Regions from separate parts of the Homo sapiens genome. Here region 2 is linked to region 1. A link is a loop called in an ENCODE intact Hi-C map of the cell type or tissue named here. Cell type or tissue: B cell. All regions are shown on one strand.

Region 1 (8,000 bases):
ACACCCTGTCTCTACTAAAAATACAAAAATTAGCCAGGCATGGTGGCAGGTGCCTCTAATTCTAGCTACTCGGGAGGCTGAGGCAGGAGAATCACTTGAACCCAGGAAGGCAGAGGTTACAGTGAGCCGAGATTGCATCACTGCACTCCAGCCTGAGGGACAGAACAAGACTCCGTCTCAAAAAAAAAAAAAAAGGCTGAAGGCTGGGCACGGTGGCTCACACCTGTAATCCCAGCACTTTGGGAGGCCAAGGCGGGCAGATCAGAGGGTCAAGAGATTGAGACCACCCTGGCCAACATGGTGAAACCCCATCTTCACTAAAAGTACAAAAAAAAATTAGCTGGGTGTGGTGGTGCGCACCTGTAGTCCCAGCTACTCGGGAGGCTGAGGCAGGAGAATGGCGTGAACCGGAGAGGCAGAGCTTGCAGGGAGCCGAGATTGCACCACTGCACTCCAGCTTGGGCGACAGTACGAGACTCCTTCTCAAAAAAAAGACTCTGTACTACTTATTGTGAGGGATACAAAGATGTATAATGACAAGACATAATGACTTGGTCTGGTTTTGGAAGAGGCAAATGAAGCATAAGTAGAAAGATAATGGGGCTTGCCATCAAATCTATCTAGATTTTAATCCTACTTCTGCCACCTAACAGCTATGTGTCTTTAGACAAGTTACTTGCCTCACTGAGCCTCAAGTTTGTCTTCTACAGAATTTAGATGAATAGATGAATACTTGCATAGGGCTGCTGTGAGGATAAAGTGAAGACTTCATCAGAACTATACTGAATAAGACATTTCCACAAAAAAAGTGTTAGAAAATGACACATGCCAGAAGAAAACTGTTTCCTCAGAGCAGTATTTGCATAAAAATGCTTGAACTTGTTTTTTGTTTCTAAAAATGTTATGAAATTCTGAGAGTCATAATAGCCACGTTATGGCCAATATGCCAACCACGTTAAGGGTAGCATATTCGTTTTGGTCTTTATTCCTATATATTTTCTCAATGATATATAGTATCTCCCTTTAGGCTAGAAACTATAATGGTACATTTTTGGCTTGGTGTAATTTACCTTCATTTAAAAGATATTGTTTCTATAGCATGGATCAAAAAGATGTAGAGTTGTTTCATGTTTGAATAAAATTATAATGCAGTTGATACCAATATATGGCGCCCAATTTTCAGGGATCTTGCTGAATAAAGATGGGAAAGGCAGATGAATGAATGATTGATGTCATTACATTTTTCTAGTTTAAACTCTGGTGCAAAATCTTTCACTGCCTTTTATTACTCACTTTTTGTAGATTTATTAATTCTCTGAATTCATTTAAGAATGATAGTATATTATGGAAGATTCGAGTCATACAACATGCCTTACCCATGAAATTGTACCATCTTGGAGAGTGATCCATTGTTTTTTAAAGTCTTCCTCCAGAAAGCACTCTGTCCATTTGTGGGGGTCTGCCGGAGGCACACATTTCATACACATTGACTTGAATCAAATGAGATCCCTTTGTGCTCTCAAGTGTACGGCTATTTTTGAGAATCATTTATTAAGTGATTACTTAATAATTACATCATATTTTCCTCAGAACTAAGCATTACTTTGCTTTTGTACTTATATCAATTTTTAAAATTAAGACATATGCACAAACAACAAAAAGTTTATGAAGTATTTTCTGGAAATAGTGTCTATTTCCTATAGTGATATTACCCTATCAGTATACTGATAAACCTTAGCAGTGGTTAACTTAGCTACACATGTTCTAACATGCTCCTGAATCCCCCATGCTGGGTTACATCCTCTTTCTAGGTATTCCCTCATCCTGTATTACACTGGCATTGTTTATGTCTGTCTCTCCATTAAACCCTATGTTCTGTGGAATACTGTCATATCCAAGTTTATATGCCTAGTGTAGTGACAAGCACTTTAAATAAAGGCATTTACCTGATTTAAACAACTTAATGACTAAATTAATAAATATGAATACTGTAATCTTTGTTTTGTTGCTTGTGTTCTTTTACAGATTAGAATTTGGTCCATAGTTCTTACGTTTGTTTTGGGAGAATATTTTGACCCACTTCTAAGAAGTGTTTCACCTGATCCTGGCTATTTATGACTATGGCTATTGGACTGGATGGGTTCCAGGCATACACTGTCTTGCCTAAAGTAGCGGAATGCGACATCCCTGAGGGTAAGCAAGTGTGTTAGCTTTGTGTTCTGTGCCCTCCTCCAGAAATGACAGTACTTGCTGCAAGACTGTGAGCTCATCGAGGCAGAAGCCATGGCATTCAAATTAGTTTCCTGAGCCAGAACTTAACATCTGCCACAAAGTAGGCAGTTCAGTGAGCTTTTGTAGTTTCCAACTGGATGCAGCACTATGACTGCTTTTAGCTACTAACAGGGCCAGGCACTGAAACAAGCTCTAAATCCCCACAGAAAAATCACTCTGAGCCATCCATCCCTAAATACCAACCTGTGCATGCTATTCACCGTGCCAAGAGCGTTCACTCATTTTTGCTTCTCACAAATCTTTTTTTTTCTTCCTATGGCTTGCATGTTTTGAATGACAGCTAAATCCTAATGCGGACTGTTTATACAATGGAGTCCCACGGAGCCCAAAGATTGTGGTAATATTATTACAGAATTCTCATGATCCTTTTATTATTTTTTAAAAATGAGCCGTATGAATGTGGTAATACTATTAAGTGTCCGGCTCGATGAATTCCTCCATGTGTACACAGCCCGGAACGACCACCAGGATCAAGACGCAATGTTTCCAGCTTTCCATAGGTTCCCTCGTGCCCCACCCCTCAGAAGTAAACGTTATTCTAACTCCTATCACTACCGGTAAGTTTTGTAGGGAATTATTTTGGAGGAAGTGGAAGGTGGAATGAATGGGCCCACAGTCCCCTGGGACTGGGCGAGACCCGTGGAGGCTCCAGGGGTCCGTAGAGCTCTTCGCTCTCACCGACCCGGGCCACACCCGCCAAGCTGGTAGTTCTCCGAACGGATCCCTCACGCCCAGCAATGGCCGGAGGGCCCCCGGGCCCCACCATAATAGCGCTAAGCACGCCACAATGGCAGCCCCGCTGTCTCCCGCGCGGGCCTCGCTGCGTGCTCCCAACCTTGGGAGTTGGCGCCCCTCCCGCGCGACGGACAGCCGGGCGTGGCCCTGGGCGCGACCCGACAGGACGCCAGCAGCCGGCGGGGGCGCTCCAGGACTCGAGATGTGGGGCGCGGGCCCATTGGCTGAGCATTCCCCCGCGAGCCTCCCGGCCGCAGGGCCCACCTCCCGGCCCTCTCTCCGCGCCCCCATTGGCCGTTCGCGTTCCGCGGGCGTCCGCTCCCGCCCCACTCCCGCCCGGAGGGAAACCGGGTTGGGGGTGAGAGGCTAAAGCAGGGAGGAGGATGACTGGTCCTGCGGATAAGGGTGTGCGCGAGAGCCAATCAAAAGCGGATGTCGAAAAGAGGCGCCGCTCCAGCCAGTCACGTCGCGAGGTGCGGTCGGGGCCGGCTGACGCGACTGCGGGCCTCAGCCAATGGGCGTGCCACTGCCCGTCCGCTCTTCAGCAGCCGGTCGCGGGCGGTGGAAAAGCGAGTGAAGAGAGCGCGACGGCGGCGGCGGCGGCGGCGCAGCTATTGCTGGACGGCCAGTGGGAGAGCGAGGCCTGAGCCTCTGCGTCTAGGTGAGAAGGGGGTGCGCCAGCGGGAGCGGCCGGGCTGCGGGCTCCTCCTCGCCTGGCTCGGGAAGTGGTTGCGGGAGCTCGGGCTGCAGGCCTGGCCGAGGCGGGGGCGCCGACCAGCCGTCCCGCCCCCGCCCCCGCCCGGGTACGCCCAGAAGTGAGGGCGCCCGCCTCACCCCGGGTGGTCTCTGCCCCTCTTTGCCCCGCCGCCGCCCTTCACAGGGCCGGGACCGCGTGGGGGACGTACGGTGGGGCCTGGTTTGCAGCCGCGGAGCCCGGGGAGCCGCCTGGGGTGGGAGGCCGCTAGAGGTGGCGAAGGTGGGGCGGGGTGGTTAGCCGAGCAGCGGGCTCCGCGTGCTCGCGGGAGGGTAGCGGCAAAGGGAGGCCTAGTGATTGCAGGATTCCGGGTCTGGGGAGGAAGAAAGTGGTGGGAAATAGGTGATGCTCAGAAAAGGGTGCTGAGGGAGAAGGCGCGGGGCCGGGGAGTGTGGTTGGCCTATTAGAAGTAAGGATTGATAGGGCCTGGGTGGAGATCAGCTGGGAGTGAAGGGGGGACGGGCTTGGGTTTTGAAGGTGAAGGTCTCTGGAGAACTGGGGACACGTGGATCTGGAGTAAGAGGCACCTACTGAAACCGGAAGGTGGCTGAGAAGGTTTTATGTGAGGTGTGGACGGGAGGCTATTGGACTAGAAGGCATTAGTTGGTCTGTTAGGACAAAGTATACAAGCAGCAAACGCGGTAGATTTATGTGTGGTAGGTGAAGGCTGTGAATCTTTTATGAGTAGTTGAGCAAGAACAGTTGTCTGATTCTGCGGTGTCGGAGAGTGGAGGGTCTCAGGTAGTGTCTTGGTCAGGTTTGAAGGTTAATTTACTGCTAGTGGAGGGCCAAATACTCAAAAGAGTTTTTAATTCTCACTACTGGGGCTGATCCTCCTCCTACACTCCACCCCTCCTGCCATCCCTGTGACAGTTCATCTCGTTTTGCCTCAGCAGCACAAGAACTCACTCCCTCCGAAGTAATGGCATACATATTGTTTGCTTTTGACTAGATGGCAGTCAGGAATCCCTTAATTCTTTATGTTAAAAAAAAAAGTGTTGGTTTAAAGACAACATCAGAAGATACTCTCAGAAAATCTGCCCTCCAGGGGAGTTTCTCAGCTGTCATGTTGGGCATGTGTAATATAGCATAAAAATGATGCAAGATCTCTTACAGTAATACAAGTGAGAATTAACGTATAAGTACAATCCTGATGTATTTTTTTCAAATTAATTTAAAAAGTAAACAGAGACAGGGTTTGCTGTCGCCCAGGCTGGAGTGCAGTGGCGAGATCATAGCTCGTTCCAGCCTCAAACTCCTCGGCCCAAGAGATCTTTCCACCGTGGCCTCTCAAAGGCTTGGGATTACAGGGGTGAGCCACCCCACCCAGGCCCTGTTATTCCATACATTTTCCATAAAATTATTTTATAATTTTTGTTTTGTTTTGTTTTTATTTTATAAATTTGTGTGTGTGTGTCTCGCTTTGTTGCCCAGGCTGGAGTGCAGTGACGCGATCTTGGCTCGCTGCAACCTCCACCTCCCAGGTTCAAGTGATCAGCTCTTGCCTCAGCCTCTCGAGTAGTTGGGACTACAGAGACATGCCCCACCGCACCGGCTAATTTTTGTATTTTTAGTAGAGGCGGGGTTTCACCATATTGGCCAGGCTGGTCTCGAACCCCTGACTTCAAGAGATCCATCCGCCTCGGCCTCCCAAAGTGCTGGGATTACAGGCGTTAGCTGCCGCGCCGGCCAAAATTATTCCATAAATTTATCCATAAAAATTCCACATAAATTTTCTGGAGTTTGATTATGTATTAGGCTTGTTGGGAAATTTATTACCCTTGTGAAGAATTTTGTAGCTAAGTAGCTTGAGGGTTTTTTTTTTTTTTTCACTCAGGAAAGACATGGTATGTATGCATCACTGCTATTCTATTTGAAGCTTTTGGAATTTTTATTTATGGGGTGTGGATAGAGGCTGGAGGCAGAGACTGAGGTCAGAGAAGAGGTAGTAGAAAAGAAGGTGGCCCACTACCATATTTCCAGTGTATTTAAATGGGAGATAGAGTTTCTGTTTGAGGATAGGACAAAAGGTTTGTGAAGAGTTATAGAGTCAAGGACAGAAGCCAAAGAGAGCATTTGCTGTGTAACATGTTTGCTTGTTAACCAGATCAGCAAAGCATTTTAACTAATGGACCATTATTTATGATCTAGAAACAATTTTGTGAAAGCGATTTCTTAGTGATGCTGTTTACTGTGATCACATTTGCCCTTAGTATAACAATACCTAAGTGCTGAGGCGACTTGCAGTAGAGAAGTAATCTGAGTGGCGTGGAGTGAATCAGGGAAGGTTTCCTGAAAGAGGTGAGTTTTGAGCCATCATGTGAACTAGAAGTTGGGATGTGGGTTATTACAAGACATGAGGATGACATTCCAGTAGTTTGTACTTGGTATAAGCAACTGTGGACAAGAGTGACAAATTAAAAATGGTTTTTAAGGATGATTGAAGATTCGAATGAAGATTTAGGGGTTTGGAAATCAACCAAGGCTATGTTGCAGCTTAGCTGATAAATAATTTTTTATGTTGGTTAGGAGAGAAAATTAACAGTTGATAATGGATTGGAGATAGGTAGTAAAGGAAAGAGCATAAAATATTTGATAGTTATAGGAGAATGAAGTGAAAGTAAGGTTATTGAGAGGTAGGTTTAACAGTCAACCATATATCATAAGTTGGAAACATTTTTGAGTCCTGTGCTAGAGTATATTGATAATAATAGCAAAATTTATTGGGTGCTACTTTGTGGCAGACACTGTTTTGAACCTTCCAAATATTATCTCATCTTCTGATTATCTGTATTTTATAGATGAGGGAGATAAGACTCAGAGAGATATAACTTGCCCAAGGTCACACAGCTAGGAGGGGACAGGTCAGGATTGGCAGAATCAGTCAGTAAATGTTAATTGAGCATCTGCTTGATGCCAGGCACTGTAGTAAGTGCTGGGTGTTCAATATTGACAAGAAAATTCAAGTCAGACCTCATCTATTTTCTAGAGATTGTCAGTTTATGTAAGAAGAGCCAGTGAAGAAAGAAAAAGATTAGTTGGAGAGATTTCTGTAGATACTGAGGAATACACTGTTTAGAGAAACCTGGGATAGAGTTTTAAAGAGGTGGTGGTTAGCAACAAAGTATATAGCTGAGAGACTCAGAACGATTGAGAAGAAACCATTGAGTTAAGTAAGTAAAAAAGTAATGTGAATTTAGTCACAAGAAAGCTGGAATGAAGATATTAATGTTTGGGCTGGTAGTTAATTGTGTTTAGTGGCAGGTACTCTATACAAATTTAAATATTTTCACAGTTATGGTCAGATTCATAGGAAAGATGATGGTATGACCCCTTGTAATGTTTTAATCTTTGGCTGGAAGATCATGGATGCTTTAAAATGCTTGCACTTTTTAGTTTTTTCAAATTTAAAAAAATGAGCAGGCAGACCGCCTGAGCTCAAGAGTTCAAGAGCAGCCTGGGCAACATGGCAAAACCCCTTTTCTATCCAAAAAAAAAAAAAAAATTAGTTGGGCAAGGTGGTGTGCACACCTGTAATCCCAGCTACTTGGGGGGCTGAGATGGGAGCCTGGGAGGTTGAGGCTGCAGTGAACCTTGATCATGCCGCTGTACTCCAGCCTAAGTGACAAAGTGAGACCCTGTCTCAAAAAAAAAAAAAAAAGTGAGCATTATTTTTATAATTAGTGGGGACAAGCATTCAACTGAAATGAGCTAATACTCAGGAAAATGTGGGTAGGCTAGTCTGAACTTGGGGTAGGAGAGAAGATAGTCTTATTTCAGTCCCTACTTGGTAAGAGCCACCTTGGTAGGTGTGTTCCTATCTTGGAAATGACTGGATTGTCACTGATGGAAACTGAAACTGTATGTACTGAAAGGTGGTATTTGCTTAACCTGAAGGATCAAGTTACTAACCCACCCTGAATGGTGGAGATACAGTCTTTGTTTTCCTGAACACTTGTTTTCTTAGAGTTTAATACATGAATTTAAGGTTTAAAAAAACCCAACAAACCACTGATAGAATTGTGTCATTTTAACTGCTTCTTTTGGCTTTATATCCTTCTTCCTACACATTGGTTCTATAGTTCCTCTCATTAATGGGTTTGCAACAGGCTTAGAGTTTCAGTTCAGTAAGACAAAATGGAAGTGCTGGATTTAGATATAGCTGATCAACTTAAACACTTATAAATTCACCATTGTTTTCGGTTCCCAATTTGAAGAG
Region 2 (8,000 bases), 570 kb after region 1:
GGCACCTCCAGTCAGATCTGGCCTGGATCATGGGCTGGGCTTCCTCACAGCCCTTTCTGTTTGAAGGCAGACAGCCCTTGCTTGATGTTCTCTCCTGTTTGGATTTGGCATCACCTACGTGATGTTCGAATACCTTCTGCTGTGGCCCCCTTTTCCCTTCTTTGCTCTGGCCTTGGCACTAAGGTTTTTCTGACTGCTGAAGGTCAGGTAGAAGATGGGGAGGCGGACCACGGAAGAGCAGGTCCTGGGGGCTGGTGGGATGGGAGGCAGGCATGCCCCATCAGCCTCTTCTGCTCCTTTGCTCACTGATTTTACTCAGGGGAGCAGCAGACTTGTGTGAGCACTAAAAAGAACATAATAAAAATGCAGAAAATGAGGTTAAATCCAGGATGGTACTTCAGTTACCAAAGGACAAGCTAAGTAAATGCCGATGGCCAGTGCCAGCACACAGAAGGTCATAGGGTGATGTGAGTCCTCAGAGCTCCCACCCACCGGAGGCAGCCCTTGGGCGGAGGGGCAGTGGGGCAGGCCCGGAACAGCTCTGATGGTCCCTTCCTCTCTGGCTTCAGAAATGCCAAGCTGCTTCCACAAAACCATCTCAGGGGAAAATCATTATCTACGGACATTATGCAATTTTCCCATCGAAATTACAAGCTGTGTTTGAAAAGAAATAAAAAGAAATTGAATTTGAAATGCTTCTGTGCAAACGCATCATCTTCTAGTGGATCTGCTAATGGGCTTCAGATACTTTCTCTTGCTCTAAAATAGTTGATCAGACAGCAGCTTGTGATGGTGGCTGCTTCCCGGGGAACGGGGCATAGAATGAGCACTTATGAACGGCCAGCCAGCCCACCTGAGCCAGGTTCAGAACCTGTGAGCTCTGACCACGGTTCCCAAAGTGGTCACTGTATGCTGTCCCTTCCCCTCCTCTACCTGGCAGTGCTGGCACGGCTCTATGCTGGGACTCTCACTGCTCCTCCAGCGCCTCCAGCTGACACCCAGGTCGATGAGTGTCACTTCACACTGCGCTGGCTCCATCCTAGGTCCAGGGAGTGCCCACGGACTGGGCCTCGGAGGACACCAGCCCCTTCCTCATCACAGCCTCTCATTCACCCAACAAGTATTAGTTAAGCGTGTTCCCAACACAGATCTAAACACTGATAGTACAGCAGTGAGCAAAACAGACAAACACCCTCGCCCTCTTGGAGCTTCCATTCTAGCAGGGGGAGATAGACAATAAAAAGTAAATAAGGCAGGACATGGTGGCTCACGCCTGTAATCCCAACACTTTGGGAGGCTGAGGCAAGCAGATGGCTTGAGCCCAGGAGTGTGAGGCCAGCCTGAGCAACAAAGCAAGACCCCATCTCTACAACTAATTTTAAAACTAACTGGGCATGGTGGTAGGCACCTGTAGTCCCAGCTATTTGGTATGCTGAGGGTAGAAGGATGGCTTGAGCCCAGGAGGTCATTCTACAGTGAGCCATGATTATGCCCCTGTACTCCAGCCTAGGCAACAGAGAAAGACCCTGCCTCAAAAAAAAAAAAAAAAAAAAAAAAAAAAAGTAAGCAAAATGCACAGTCAACTGGACAATGGCAAATGTTATGAAGAAAAGATAGTGGGATAAAGGAATAGGGATGCTGAGTCAAAAAGGGGGCAGGGACCTGCCATGGACATCAAAGTCCTCACTGAGAAGTTGACATTTGAGCAAAGACCTGGAGGAAACAAAGGAGAGAGTGCTCTGGTATCTGGGAGAACAGCATTCCAGGCACAGGGAACAGCAAGTGCAAGGTGTGCCTGGCATGTTTAAAGATACATAAGAAGTCCAGGATGCCGAAACCCAGGTTGTGGAAGAGTAGTAAGAGATGAGGCTCAGGAGGACAGGCAGACCATGGAGGGTGTGGGGGACCAGAGCAAGGTCCTGTCTGCTGTGAGATGCAAAGCCACTGGAGGATTTTGGCCAGAGGAATGGCATGATATGACTGCTGCACGAACAAGAGTCTGGAGGAAGGGAGGGGAGGTAGAGAGACCTGCTAGGAAGCAACTGCACTCATCTAGCTGAGCGATGATGGTGGCTTGGATCAGGATGGAGGCAGGCAGGAGACGGAAAGTGGTTGGATCATGAAGATATTTTGGAAGTGGAGTTGACAGGGTGTGCCGATGGATCAGTTGCAGGGTGGGAGAGAAAGAGGCATCCAGGGTGGATGGAACTGAAAGTACGGCATTGCCATGTAATGGGATGGGAAGAATGAAGGAGGCTGGGCTTAGGGAGGGGAAGATCAGGAGTTTGGTTTCAGGCACGTTGTTGAGTTTGAGATGCCACTTAGATACCCAGATGAAAATGTTGAGTGGCTGATATGCAAGTCTAGAGTCAGAGGCTAGTTTGCAATAGAAGATTACAGCTTAGGAATCATCAGCATATACACAGTTGGCTTTTTAAGGCAGGGGACTAAATGAAATCACCAAGGGAGTGTGGATAAAAGAGAAGACCAAAGGCTTGAGCCCTGGGGCACTTCAAGCTTTAGAGGAAAGTGAATAGGAGTCAGCGAGGGAGACTGAGAAGGAAGAGTTGATGAAGTGGAAAGAAAATCAGAGGCAGCAAGTCCCAGAGCCAAGGAGAAAGCTTTTCAAGGCAGAGGGAGTGAGTGACCAGCTGTGTCAAATACTGCTGAGGGGTCACAAGAGCTGAGAGCTGGGCACTGACTTTGGCTTTGGCACGGAGAGGTCACTGGTGACCTTGACGGGAGCAGTGAGTCTGCTGTCAGAGGAGAGGTGAGTCTCAGTTGCCTCACCTGAGAAATGGGGACACCCTCCTGCCTTCCTCAGAGAGCAGCAGTGCAGACCATGGGCAAACTGCAAAGTGCCACCAAATATGAGCTGTTTTATTTATGACCTGAGAAGCCCAGAGGCTGTTGAAATGAGGGGAGGCTACTGTTGGGCACAATTGGTTTTAAAGATGCTTACAGCCCCGTTATCACCTCATAAAATGGCTCATTTCTTGCTACTCATCACCAGAACACTCACCCAGGCATGAAAAAGTTACCTTCAGAGGTAGAAGCTGTCAGGATGGATATTTTTTGTGCATGGCAACTGGGAAAGAGAAAAAGCAAATAATGGGGCCAAATAGTGCTCACCGGGGTCTCCACGCAAGATTCCAGACACTGCTCTCCCAGAGGGAACCCCAGTGATCCTGTGCCTCAAAGCAAGGGCTCCTTGGAGAAAGCCACCAACCAGGGTCAGCTGTGCTCTCACTGCAAAATGAGCAACATGGGGGAGGGAGGAGAGAAGGATGGAGAAGAAGGACAGTCAGGGAAAGTGGAAAGAATGTGAGTTTGGAGTCAGATACACATGCGTTGGAATCGTGGTTCCTGTGTGGTCAGCAAATGACCTGACTCCTCTGAGCCACAGCTTCCTCATCTGCAGTGGACAGCGTGATAGCTATTTCCAAAGCTTTCTGTAAGAAACAAGCTGTTGAATGGGGGAATGCACACTGTGTGTGTGGCTGCGTATCACTGCATTTGCAATTAGTGGCACTGGGTTTTCCCCTGTTTAGTAGCAGACAGTTTTTCTTCAGCCCAAGGAGCCTGTGCCTTCCCGGCTTCATCAAACCGGTCGTCAGAACAGCAGTAACTTTCAGTGTTGTGAACATGGTCTGATATTCTTCCACGTGTGGCTGTGATATGCAGAACTGAAAGTAGGCTAGGACATGCCCTTAAGAGCAGCAGAAGTAGGAGGGGTGGGCCTGGTTCTCCTGGGCCACAGTGTGCACTTTCAGGCCCCATCTGCCTGGGTTCATGGTGGCAACGGGTGTGGCCTCTAGAATCAGACTGAGGTCTAAACTCTAGCTCAGCCAGTTAACTAACTGTGAAACTAATTTGGCCAAATAAATGTGTTTCTGAGGATTAAAACGTATATATCCACCTTGCAAATGTGTTGTAAGGATTAAATCAGATGCTGTCTATTAGGCAATTTGCAAGGTTAGCAAGATGCTTAGCACATAAAAAATAAATAATTATTGTTTTATTATTGTTGCTGTTTCCACCTGTTTCTATTCCTTTCCCTCTCTGATCATGGATTGCATCCCATTTCTCTTCCTGTGGGGAGGAGAGATGGTAGGGGCATCAGGCAAGTTGGCCAGGCTGACTCCACACTGAGGTCTGAGCCTCAGTGCTACCAGCAGCAAAGGAATGTTTAGGATGAGGAAATGGCTTGTGGTTCAGGACTGGAAGACAAAGTCAAAAAGTTAGGAAGAAAGGGGCAGGGGGATGTGACAGACTCTGGCCTTCTGCTGTGGGCACAGCTGGGATGTGTGGAGCTCTTCCTCATTGGGTGGCTGGCTCTGGAGTGCAGAGGAGGGTCAGCGTGGGGTAAGATTGGTTCAGACACCAGCCCCGACCCTAGACTCACAGTCTTACTTTCTGTTCTGCTCAGACCACCCTGTTTATCTCCTGGTATTGATGTAATTGCTGCCTCCAGAACAGATCTGTCCCAGATCTGTTTTCATTCCACATGAACCCGCTTCCCTCCAGACCTGACCTCAGCCCATGGCCTGTTAGGGGATATGCTCTTCCCATTTGGTACCAGTAACTGTGAGGTACAAGTACAGCTGTTGTATCCCCACAATATGCTTACAAAAGCAAAATGGAAGATGAATATGAGTGACCTGTAGTATCTTTGGGTTTTTTCCTATTTTAATTGGTATGTCTTTAGAAAAGTGTTGGCATCATCCAAATGAACCATGAACGATGGATGCCCTGAGACACTTTGTTTGAAAAGGGTCCTGTGGGAGCTGAGAAGGGGCTCTAAGTATTCTTGAAAGTTCCTGTCTGTGCCTTAGAGACTTGTTAAAATAAGCTTTTCATTTAAGTCTGAAGTGTGGGTTGCTTACTCTGAATTTAAGTCCTTCATTCTTCAGAATGTGAAATGCCCAGGGCCCTAGTGCCCCCATCCAAGCTACATAAGCCTTCCATCATATGCTCCCTGGGACTCAGAGCTTGGCTTTCAATGGAGGCAAGTTCTCCTGAGGCTTTGTGGGTTTGTACCTGCAACTGTGTGCTCCAGTCTCTGTACTCAGGCAGCGCAAGTCAATTCTGATATGAACTTACCCTGAATGTAAGTAAAAATAAGAATGATCAGTAATTTTTGTGGAGCACCTGCTATGTGCCAGGCACTTCATTGCCACATTACATGAGTTGTCATTTAGTCCCCCTAACAAGCACATGCAGAAGATCCTCTTTTTACCCTATTTCACAGATGAGAAAACTAAGAGAGGTCACAAGACTTGCCAAAAAACAGAGTTTGGCAGGGCACGGTGGCTCACACCTGTAATCCCAGCACTTTGGGAGGCCGAGGCGGGCAGATCACTTGAGCTCAGGAGTTTAAGACCAACATGGGCAATGTGGCGAAACCCCATCTCTACAAAAATACAAAAATTAGCCATGAGTAGTGGTGCACACCTGTAGTCCTAGCTACTCAGGAGGCTGAGGTGGGAGGATTGCTTGAGCCCGGGAGGCTGAGCCTGCAGTGAGCTGAGATCGTGCCACTGCACTACAACCTGGGTGACAAAGTGAGACCCTGTCTCAAAAACAAAACAAAAACACAGAGCTAGTAAATGGTACCATTAGCATATGACCTCAGGTATGATTCCAGAGCTTATGCTTCTCAACTATGCTACTTTCCTGCCTGCTGGATTCATAAACATTAAAAAGATGGATAGTATCCCGTGTGCCCTAAATTGAGAACATGGGCACATACACATCCTTGCTGGGAGTAGAAATTAGTACAGACATTTGGAGGGCAATTTGGTAGGGCAGACCACAGTTTTAAATTTGCTTCACATTTTGATCACTCCTATGACTCAATGATACAGGAATCCTTGGATGTATGAGCAAATAAATACGTACATGAGTCTTCATCACAGCATCATTTATGAAAACAACTAAATATTTACTAATGGTGCCAGTGGAATCAATTAGAGAACATCCCCTGCTACATAACTCTCTGCATACATCAAAGAGAATGGTGTGGCTTTGCTTTTTCAACAATCTACTGAGCGGCCGTAGGCATGGTGATATGGCCATGAATGAGCAAGATTCTCTCTGATCCTTATAGAAGTTAAGTTCTACCAGATAACTTGCTGCTTCAACAAAAATATTTAGCTTTTTAAATAAATGTGGTAGAATGCTCCTGCTTTCTTGTTTCATTTAACTCAAATGATCACCAAAAAAGAGAACAATAAGCTGTTGACCCTGCAGATGTTGTGTAACCACTAGATGAAAAGATTTACAGCAGGAAGCTGTCATGCCCACACATATGGTCCCACCATCCTTGGAGCCTCCATAGGTCTAAATGGAGTTTCATCACCATAAATAAATGGTAATGTAGGTTCCAAACTATACTTGTGGAGTTATACATTTGATCTTGGCCAAAAGGCCAAGAAGCAATATTGTGTGTGTGTGTGTGTGTGTGTGTGTGTGTGTGTGTGTGTGTGTGTAGTTATATATTACAAAAGCAAAATCACTATATCAGCTGGGACCTGTAAACCAGAATTTAACTGTAAAGCAAGGTGAATCTGCATGGCCAGCTAACTTGGCAGCCACCTTCACTCCACCCACATTGATTTTATTTTCTAGTGAAATATTTCTTCAAGAGCAAACAGACTGTCATCAGACAGTATCTCATTACCAGGATCTGATATCTTGGATTTCCTTTTTCTAAGTCTTGACCTGGCTTGCCATAATTTGAAGATATCCAACACTTTAAAAATCAAAAAAGAGAGCTAAGATATATAGTATATAGTGTACATAGTATGTAGTACGTACTGATGGAAAGTTTCCCGTGATATGATATTAAGGAAATATTTTAAAGTCATGGTACAGAACAAGATATTCAGTATGACACAGATTTGGTGGGAAAGCTAAATATAATGCCTGCACACACACACACACATCCTTACATGTGCATCGTAGAAGATCTGGAAAGATACACACCATGCTGTAATATTCTGGAAACGGAGAAGGAGACAGAAGGCAGGGTTGCTGTTGAAGTAGACTGTGTTCAACATTTACATTGTGAGTTTCTGTGATGCTAAAATTTTCCACAATGTGTGTATTATTCTGGAATTAAAAATCAAAGAAAAAAAAGTGGAGCAGAACTAGATGATGAGGACCCCATAAGCAAAACTCAGGAAGTAAGAAATTGTCATGGAAGTTGTGAGGAGCCTTTGAAGGGTTTTGGCAGGAGACAGATACCGTCAGATTTGCAGCAAGTGGAGGATGAATTGGGGGAAGCAAGAAGATACTGGAGATGGGGTGGCCAGAGGGGAGACTGTGGAAGGAGGTGAACACAGGAATCCTCAGCCTGACTGGTGTCGGGGGTGAAGGGAGCTGCTGGTGTTTGGCACCCGGCTCAGGCACGCCTGAGCTGTGCCTTCAACCCAGGCTGGGCTGCTGGAGGAGGAGCAGGACTCTGAGGTCAGAGGAAGGGCTCAGCCATGAGGCATATGAGATGACTGGAGGAAAACCAGGTCTGGGGAGACATGGAGCTGGCACTCAGGAGACAGATAGGTTGTGTTCCATATATGACTTCAAGATAAACAACTTCTCGGTCATTCAACAGATATTTCTTAGGAGGGAAGAAGGGATACACTGTAAACAAATAAATATATTTCTCAGAGCATGAGAAATGTAACTGCTCTGTTGGGAAATGCTTTGCCTGCAGACATGTGAATGTTGGGGTGTCTGTGCATCCCAAGATTTTTTTCATCTGATGGAAAGAGGGTACCCCGGGGAGCCTGAGCCTAGGAGGAGGCTGCAAGCTTCCTGGGTGGCTCACCGCCGCTGCCCTGTCCTTGTGGGCCCTTCCCCTCACCCAGGACTGTCTGTAGGAGCCCAGACCACGCTGGGTCTGGCTAAGCCAACTTCCTCTGCACCACCACCACCCAGCAGCCCCTTCCTGCATGGTAAATGGGAAGCCATGGACCAGAAAGCTTTTTATAACCTCT

What was found. A loop is a pair of places that touch in the nucleus more often than their neighbours do. Peaks named below come from ENCODE experiments on the same cell type or tissue, not always from the same donor. Only the 100,000 strongest peaks of a DNase experiment are listed, where the experiment ranks them.
Region 2: it touches region 1 in a loop (26-fold over the local background); 7 of 110 quality-filtered maps call a loop at or near these places.

What each region holds. Positions count from the first base shown.
Region 1 is chr11:13,665,119-13,673,118 of GRCh38, forward strand. It overlaps FAR1 (fatty acyl-CoA reductase 1), which reads left to right and starts at 3,550. Exons shown (of 12, transcript NM_032228.6): 1 at 3,550-3,688. RefSeq lists silencers at 3,100-3,589, 3,700-3,979 and an enhancer at 4,060-4,109. In B cell, a CTCF peak has its summit at 3,185; DNase peaks (open chromatin) are centred at 2,323 and 3,393; H3K4me3 peaks cover 2,532 bases; H3K27ac peaks cover 1,803 bases.
Region 2 is chr11:14,234,146-14,242,145 of GRCh38, forward strand. The region is part of intron 6 of SPON1 (spondin 1); the gene reads left to right. Among named protein-coding and RNA genes, the nearest start is that of RRAS2, 120 kb to the right of the region's middle. RefSeq lists an enhancer at 3,426-3,475. In B cell, no CTCF peak of the experiment used is centred here; a DNase peak (open chromatin) is centred at 3,636; H3K4me3 peaks cover 658 bases; H3K27ac peaks cover 1,547 bases.